2 separate regions of the Homo sapiens genome follow, and region 2 is linked to region 1. Evidence: chromatin contacts called from ENCODE Hi-C or POLR2A ChIA-PET data. All regions are on one chromosome and are shown on one strand. Each heading gives the region's core, a stretch centred on a gene start or an enhancer-like site at or near the end of the contact. The rest is flanking DNA. Distances are from core to core; before and after follow the strand shown.

Evidence for each region. Hi-C counts contacts between places; a loop is a spot of excess contacts on that map. ChIA-PET counts read pairs that join two places held with the same protein, here RNA polymerase II (POLR2A). Pooled maps may share reads with other maps.
Region 2: a loop to region 1 is called in a pooled map, with 4 times the contacts of the local background. The contact joins the promoter of PPM1M here to the promoter of RBM6 in region 1. A Hi-C loop is called at or near these places in 2 of 50 pooled maps. POLR2A ChIA-PET finds 5 or more read pairs at or near these places in 2 of 52 experiments (activated B cell and naive thymus-derived CD8-positive, alpha-beta T cell).

What each region holds. Positions count from the first base shown.
Region 1 is chr3:49,938,895-49,942,811 of GRCh38, forward strand. It overlaps RBM6 (RNA binding motif protein 6), which reads left to right and starts at 1,256. Exons shown (of 21, transcript NM_005777.3): 1 at 1,256-1,331. RefSeq lists enhancers at 886-1,408, 1,117-1,176, 1,207-1,256, 1,287-1,346, 1,409-1,930 and a silencer at 1,487-1,686.
Region 2 is chr3:52,243,519-52,247,835 of GRCh38, forward strand. PPM1M (protein phosphatase, Mg2+/Mn2+ dependent 1M) reads left to right here and starts at 2,241. Exons shown (of 10, transcript NM_144641.4): 1 at 2,241-2,530; 2 at 3,177-3,294; 3 at 3,456-3,710; 4 at 4,164-4,276. The coding sequence starts at 2,307. RefSeq lists silencers at 2,115-2,484, 2,525-2,584.

The DNA of each region.
Region 1 (3,917 bases), core at 6-2,505:
TGCCTCAGCCTCCTGAGTAGCTGGGACTACAGGTGCCCGCCACCACGCTCCACTAATTTTTTGTGTTTTTAGTAGAGACAGGGTTTCATCGTGTTAGCCAGGATGGTCTTGATCTCCTGACCTCGTGATCCACCCGCCTCGGCCTCCCACAGTGCTGGGATTACAGTCGTGAGCCACTGCGCCCAACTTCTTTCTTTCTTTCTTTCTTTTGAGACGGAGTCTTGCGCTGTTGCCAGGCAACAGTGCAGTGGCGCGATCTCGGCTCACTGCAACCTGTGCTTCCCGGGTTCAAGCAATTCTCTGCCTCAGCCTCCTGAGTAGCTGGGATTACAGGCATGCGCCACCACGCCTGGCTACTTTTTGTATTTTTAGTAGCGATGGGGTTTCACTATCTTGGCCAGGCTGGTCTTGAACTCCTGACCTCGTGATCCACCCACCTCGGCCTCCCAAAGTGCTAGGATTACAAGCATGAGCCACTGCGCCCGGCCTTTTTCTTTCTTTCTTTTTTTCTGAGGTGGAGTCTTGCTCTATTGTCCAGGCTGGAGTGCAGTGGCACAGTGTCGGCTCACTGCAACCTCTGCCTCTGCCTCCCGGGTTTAAGTGATTCTCCTGCCTCAGCCTCCCGAGTAGCTGGGATTACAGGCACCTGCCACCAAGCCCGGGTAATTTTTGTATTTTTGGTAGAGATGGGGTTTCACCATGTTGGCCAGGCTGGTCTAGAACTCCTGACCTCAGGTGGTCCACTCGCCGCGGCCTACCAAAGTGCTGGGATTACAGGCGTGAGCCACCGCGCCCCGCCAACCAGCTGGAGATGGCTTAAACTTACTCCCGAAGAAGCTCCCTTCCATTTCTCTCACACTAACGGACAATAAGGAGGCCTCGAGCTAGGCAGGCCAGGGCCGTACCCGAGCTGCTGGCAGGGAGCAAACCTCAGGAAAGTCAAGCCACCAAAAAACTGTAAGCCTCAATCAACTGAGAGGAAAGCACAAGAGGACCAGGTGTCACAGGGCAGAGGCCAAACCACAACTCCCAGCAGGTCACGCGGAGTAGGGCGGGTAAGCGCGCCTTCTTATTGGATGGCGATGGACAGCGTGCTCTTACGACCCACCCCAGAAGGCAAGTCCCCTGCGCGCGGGGCACGGCGGGAGTAAGAGTCTGCGGGACCGGCAGCTGTACTTCATCTCCCAGCGGGCCGAGCGCTGAAGGCAGCGGCGCGGCGCCTTTGTGGTAGCAGTGGCCCCGCGCGGAGGAAGTTCCGGTGTCCGCGGCGCTGGGTCGGTGGCGGAGGCTGAGGAGAAGGAGGAGCGGGCCGTGGAGGCTTCGCCGCCTAGGTAAGGGCCCGGGACTGGAGGGGAGGCGTGCCAGAGCCTGCCAGGGAATAGCCAGCAGACAGGCCCGCTCTAGACATCGCAGGCCCGCGCAGCCTGAAAGCTGTGGCTTCAGTGTCGCGGGGCGGCTGCGGCCTCGCTCGGGAAGAAGACCAAGCAACGGTGAGATGAGGGAGGCGCCGCCCGTGGCAGGAACGCCCCGGAACCGTCGCGGGCCTGGGGCGGGGCCCGGCGCGGCAGTAGATTACCGGTCCCGCCGCGGAGCGGCCAGCTGTGAGGCTGGGGCCGGCGCGTGGTTGCGGCTCTGTGCTCCTACTCTTCGGAGCTGTAAGCGGGCTGTTCTTGCGGTTTTCCTGTTTCAGATCCAATTCTGTGGCATCACTAGGAAGGGAGCTCTTGTGCTTAGCACGTAGCCTCGTCCTCAGACTTGGACAGACACAAGGGAGGCTCCGCTGGACCGGAGGGCACAAGAGCTCCGAGCCCGGTCGTCGGGGCGGTAGAACCTGGAAGCGGGAGAGTGGTCTGGTGGGTTCTGCGCCCGTTAGGCAATGAAGGAGAAGGATGTTTTATCGTATTCACGCTTTAGATTCCATTAGCGGTGTAAATAGATGTTTTTCTCTTTATTTTAGAATTGACGTTAGGCGAATGGGTTCAACTTTGGGAATGCCTTTTTTTTTTTTTTTTTTTTGAAGGAAGGGCCCTGTTTCGTAGGGTACATAAACCGTGAGCGTAATTGTATTTTTTGCATATTCCAGGTTTGCTTGTGAAGGTCAGAGTAGCCGGATTTAAGTGAAGGAGTTCAGTAGACATGCAGACATGGTCACCTGGTTCATTTTCTGAACCCTGGATTGTGCCCTCGGCTTGCTAGTTTCCACCTTCCTATTGAGAAATGCCACCAGCGTGAATGATTTAAATATGTCACCATTACTGAATTTGTGAGGTCTCTAACGAGAGGTGTCAAGAGCTGGTGCGTGATGGTAGGACTGGCAGTGAAGAAAGTAACTAAATAATATGTTACCATTTTGGTGAAACACAAAAGTTGAATTTGAACCTTGTCTCAGAAACTAGCATCTAACTAGATACCTAACCTGCAGGACAGGTCCCAGGTCTCTCTGGATAGTTGTAGCACCTTTCCTTATAGAATTCTATTACCAGGCCGAGCCTGGTGGCTCACACCTGTAATCCCAGCACTTTGGGAGGCTGAGGTGGGGAGTTCGAGACCAGCCTGACTAACATGGAGAAACCGCGTCTCTACTAAAAGTACAAAATTAGCCGGGCATGGTGGCACATGCCTGTAATCCCAGCTACTTGGGAGGCTGAGGCAGGAGAATCGCTTGAACCTGGGAGGCGGAGGTTGCGGTGAGCTGAGATTGCTCCATTGCACTCCAGCCTGGGCCACAAGAGTGAAACTCTGTCTCAAAAAAAAAAAAAAAAAAAAAAAAAAAAAACCCGCAAAACTCAACAAAAACCAACATAGTAGAGGCAGCGTTTCGCCTTATGCCCAGCTAATTTTTTGTATTTTTTTAGTAGAGGCGGAGTTTCGCTATGTTGGCCAGGCTGGTCTTGAACTACTGACCTCAGGTGATCCACCTGCCTTGGCCTCCCAAAGTGCTGGGATTACAGGCGTGAGCCACCGTGCCCGGCCCTGTTATAGTATTTCTAAAACAAATTGTGAGCCTGGGCAACATCGCAAAACCCTGTCTCTACAAAAAATACAAAAAAAAAAAATTAGCCAGGCGTGGTGGCATGCTCCTGTTAGCCCTAACTACTCAGGAGGCTGAGATGGAAAAATCGCTTGAGCCGGGGAGGTAGAGGTTGTAGTAAGGGGAGATAGTGCCACTGCACTCCAACCTGGGCCACAGAACAAGACTGTCTCAAAAAAAAAAAAATCAATTAAATAAATTGTGGTAAATATATATTTTTATGTATGTTTATGTATATTTTAACAAAATTTGCTCTTTAAACCATTGTTAAGTATACAATTCAGCCAGGCACGGTGGCTCACGCCTGTAATCCCAGCACTTTGGGACGCCGAGGTGGGCGGATCACGAGGTCAGGAGATCGAGACCATCCTGGCTAACACGGTGAAACCCCATCTCTACTAAAAATACAAAAAATGAGCCGTGCGTGGTGGTGGGCGCCTGTAGTCCCAGGTACTCAGGAGGCTGAGGCAGGAGAATGGTGTGAACCCGAGAGGCGGAGCTTGCAGTGAGCCGAGATTGCGCCACTGCACTCCAGCCTGGGCAACAGAGCGAGACTCCGAGACTCCATCTCAAAAAAAAAAAAAAAAAGTATACAATTCAATGGTATTAATTACATTCACAATGTAGTACAAGCAATACCACTATTTCTGAAACTTTAGTATCTCAAACAGAAACTCTGTAACCAGGGAGGGCATGGTGGCTCACGCCTGTAATCCCAGCACTTTGGGAGGTCAACGTGGGCAGATCACTTGAGTTCAGGAGTTCAAGAACAGCCTGGCCAACATGGTGAAACCCCGTATCTACTAAAAATACAAAAATTAGCCATGCATGGTGGCATGCATCTGTAACACCAGCTACTAAGGAGGCAGAGGTTGCAGTGAGCTGA
Region 2 (4,317 bases), core at 991-3,490, 2.3 Mb after region 1:
ATCTCTCAGGAAAGTACCTCCCAGTCACCCTTTGTTGGAAAGTTGTTGAAGGATGCACTTCAGCAAAATGAGGGAGTAAACCAAGAGACATAGGCTTAAGATCCAGGCAAGAGTGAGGCGCTTAGGAGCCCAGGAAGCCAGAAGAGCCTGGTAGCACTGAAGGAACACTCAGGCCACCTTGGAACAGAGAGGATGGGATTGCCATGTGGTTCCACATGGCTCTGAAAATAGACAATGGCTAAGCTGTGCAACAGACTGCCTATGACATTTGGTTGCCCAGAGCTTCTGTGAAAATACTTCAGGACAAGGCTTTCCCCCACCCAGGGGTGGGTTGGGGAATAGAGTGTATGCACTTTGTTTTGTCCAATTTTAGACTTTAAAATCCTCTGAGGCATCAACTGGTGAGGGTGAGGAAGTGGCCCCATAGACTGAATTGGGCCTGCCCCACCCTGGTACCTTTCTGTTCTGTCACAGTGACAATTCACAGCTCAGAGGTCCTTTGGGAAACTTTCTCTGACATCGCCCCTATCCTCTTGCCAGCTGGATGAAGCAGCATCCACCAGAACTGCTACCATCACTGCAGGGGGCTTGGTGGGCAGAGGCCTGGCTTGTCTCCATTAGCACTGCGTTCCTGTGCCCAGTGTGGCCCCAGCAGACACTGTGGGTTCAGTCAATCAGCCCCCAGGCTGGTCTGGGACTGAGTCATCGGAGGGAGTGGGTGTTGGGCACAGGTCCCTGCCCTAAGAACCTTCCTTCTTGGGCCCGAGGAACTCCCACTGGGGCAGGACTAGCTGCTGGGAGGAAGTAGGGCTTACTGAGCGTCTACCTGGGCTAGGGAGTGGAGGTGAAGGTGGACTCCTCATACAGCTCATATGCAGGCACTGGGCTGTGGAGCCTTAGCCGCTTTTAATTGGCAAGCCCTGGCTTCCTGGAGGAGGAAAGGGGAAGAGAAGTGCCCTGGGGGCGAGGATTGAGTCAGCTGCATTGTCATAATGGAAATAGTACAGCCCTGGGTGTCCAAGACTTCCCCTCCATGGGCCTCAGAATCGTCCATATGATGTAACACTCTTTTTTTTGAGACTGAGTCTCGCTCTGTTGCCCTGGCTGGAGTGCAGTGGCTCCATCTCGGCTCACTGCAACTTCTGCCTCCTGGGTTCAACCGATTCTTGTGCCCCAGCCTTCTGAGTAACTGGGATTACAGGCGCACACCACCACGCTTGGCTAATTTTTAGTACAGACGGGGTTTCACCATGTTGGCCAGGCTGGTCTCGAACTCCTGACCTCAAGTGATCCGCCCGCCTCGGCCTCCCAAAGCACTGGGATTACAGGCGTGAGCCACTGCCTCCGGCCAAAGTAACACTTTTGCACAGGGAGTTGGACTTGAGTGACAAATGGGTGACAAAGTGCTTTGTTAACTCGCAGATGTGAAGGGGACACTGCGGCTGACCGCCTGGTGACAGCTAGCCAGTGGTTGAGAGACCGCAAGATGGTTCCTCGTCTTTCACTTCCCTCCGTCCCAGGTCTGAACTCGGACCAGCTGGAGCCTTTGGGGGACCACGGATTCCCCTTTACACTCACACAGATTTCTCTTGTCCGTCACTCACTCACAGTCCAGTAAGGATCCTGCTGTCTATTCCGCGAAGACATCTTGAATGCAGGGACAGCCATTTGGAAGACTGTCCTCGAGGGTGGCAGCAGCCTCTCAGGACGGGGAAAGCCAAGGTGCCCACTAAGCCCGTCTGGGGTGGAGGGTGGCAGGCCGGGGTGGAGAGGATTGGAGGCCGCCTGAAGGAACCTGTGCTCGGTGGCATTTACTCAATGTGGGGGTCTGACACCTCCCAGCTCATTTTGTCCCCATCTTCCCCTTGCGTCAGGTCCCCACCCAGCAGGAGGAGGTCCGAGGATCTGCGCGACGCTGGCCCCGCGGAGTGTGGGGGACTTTTCCTCTCAACCACCAGTGCCCCGCAAGCGTGGGTGAACAGTCCTCCCTGGCTACTGTGGGACGCTGGGCAGGCGACTTCGCCTCTCTAGGCCTCGGTTTTCCTGCTTGTCAAATGGGGCTGATGCCGGCGTGGGCTTCTTCAGGCGGTCGCGAGCGTTGACCCCTGGAGTCAGCGAACCAGCCGCGCACGCACTCCCGGGCGGAGGTCGGGGCTGGGGGGCGACGCCTCCCGTCTGCGCGCCCCCGGCCCCGCCTCCCGCCGGCGCACCCCTCCCTCGGCTCCGCCCGCGGCCCGCTTCTTCCTCCCGCGGGCGGCCCAGCCCTAGCGCCCCGCGCTCCGCGGGCAGCCCCCTGCCGCCGCGCCATGTCCGCCGGCTGGTTCCGGCGCCGCTTCCTGCCTGGGGAGCCGCTCCCCGCGCCGCGGCCGCCTGGGCCGCATGCCAGCCCCGTGCCCTACCGACGGCCCCGCTTCCTTCGCGGCTCCAGCTCCAGCCCCGGGGCGGCCGACGCCTCGCGCCGCCCAGACTCCCGGCCCGTGCGCAGCCCCGCACGAGGACGCACGCTACCCTGGAATGCAGGCTACGCCGAGTGAGTGCCCCTCCCCGACCCCCAGCTCAGGCCCGGGCCTGAACCCGCTTCGGGTCCTGCGCCCGCCTAGAAAGCGGGAGGAGCTGAGTGACAGTCCCCACCCACCTGTGGACAGCCCCTTCTTGCCCTCACCTCCGAATCCTGACAACTTCCCGGTCATCCCGACCCAGCGTTTTCCTTGGGATTCCGACCTCCCCCTCAGAGAAGACAGGAGGTCGGGAAGGACCTGCAGCCCAGGGGCTTCCAAGATGAGGCCCAGAGACTCGGTAGAGTTCCAGCATTCGGGGCTTTGGAGATTTCCCCTCGCCCTCTACCCCCACCATCTCACCCTGGGTATGACCTGCGCTGTATGGGACAGGGCTTTGGGCTGCGACAGGACAGGGGCAGGAATGGCAACCTACCCTTACCGTCTAGCCCTGGGTCACCAGGTAGGCTCCAGAGGAGCTGGGCCCTGACTTTTACCTTAGCCATGAGGCCAGTGAAGTTAGGAAGCTTACATCGTGGTTGTCTAAGTGTGTGTTAGGGACAGCACTGGGGAGCTGTTGCCCCAGAGGGAGGGGTCTTCTCCCTGTGCTGGCTTGGGTCCCTGTGCCCATGGGGACATAGGTGTGTCCCTGGAGGGTCGCTTACCATTTCCCGGCCTCAGGATTATCAATGCAGAGAAATCTGAATTCAATGAGGATCAAGCCGCCTGTGGGAAGCTGTGCATCCGGAGATGTGAGTTTGGGGCTGAAGAAGAGTGGCTGACCCTGTGCCCAGAGGAGGTGAGTGCAGTCTGAGTTCTTGGCTGGAATCCCTCCGACAGGCTGGGGCCACGACCTGCAGGCTGAGGTTCTTACCCTGCTGCCCCAGGTCCTAGTTAGGTTGCGTCAGGGGACAAGTGGGGAAGTCAGGCAGAGGCTGACACTGAGCCCTTCCTGTGCAGTTCCTGACAGGCCATTACTGGGCACTGTTCGATGGGCACGGCGGTCCTGCAGCAGCCATCTTGGCTGCCAACACCCTGCACTCCTGCTTGCGCCGGCAGCTGGAGGCCGTGGTGGAAGGCTTGGTGGCCACTCAGCCCCCCATGCACCTCAATGGCCGCTGCATCTGCCCCAGTGACCCTCAGTTTGTGGAGGAAAAGGGCATCAGGGCAGAAGACTTGGTGATCGGGGCATTGGAGAGTGCCTTTCAGGAATGTGTGAGTGTGTGGCTTTTGGCTGGGGAAGAAGTGGAGATTTTGCCCCGGGGATCTCAGGAAATGGCATCTCTGTATACCCATGGTCATCACACCAGATCCTTGGATTGGGAGGATGAGATTGGGTTGGTTGGATTGTTACTAACAGCCATCACTATCAGCATAACCCCTCTCATTTATCCAGCACCTACTGTGTGCTAACTGCTTTTACCTGCATCATCTAATTGAATACCCTATTGGTCCTTGGTGCAGGGGCTGGTTTCTCTTCCTATTTTGAGTAGCACTTCCCTTGTCTAGATCTCCTGACTGCAGGGATCTTGGAGGTATGGCTGGACTTTGGGCTGGGACTGTCAGGCCTGCTGGTAGAAGTGAACTGTAGGGTAGGGTGGGGATTGAGAGACAAAGTAGTATGGTGGCAGAACAGGCAGCAGCTAAGGTGGCCTCGGTTTTCCCCAGGATGAGGTGATCGGGCGGGAGCTGGAGGCCTCAGGCCAGATGGGCGGCTGCACAGCCCTGGTGGCTGTGTCCCTGCAGGGAAAGCTGTACATGGCCAATGCTGGGGATAGCAGGTGAGTCACCCCTTGGAGGGTGGGCAAGGGTGGGATGGGGA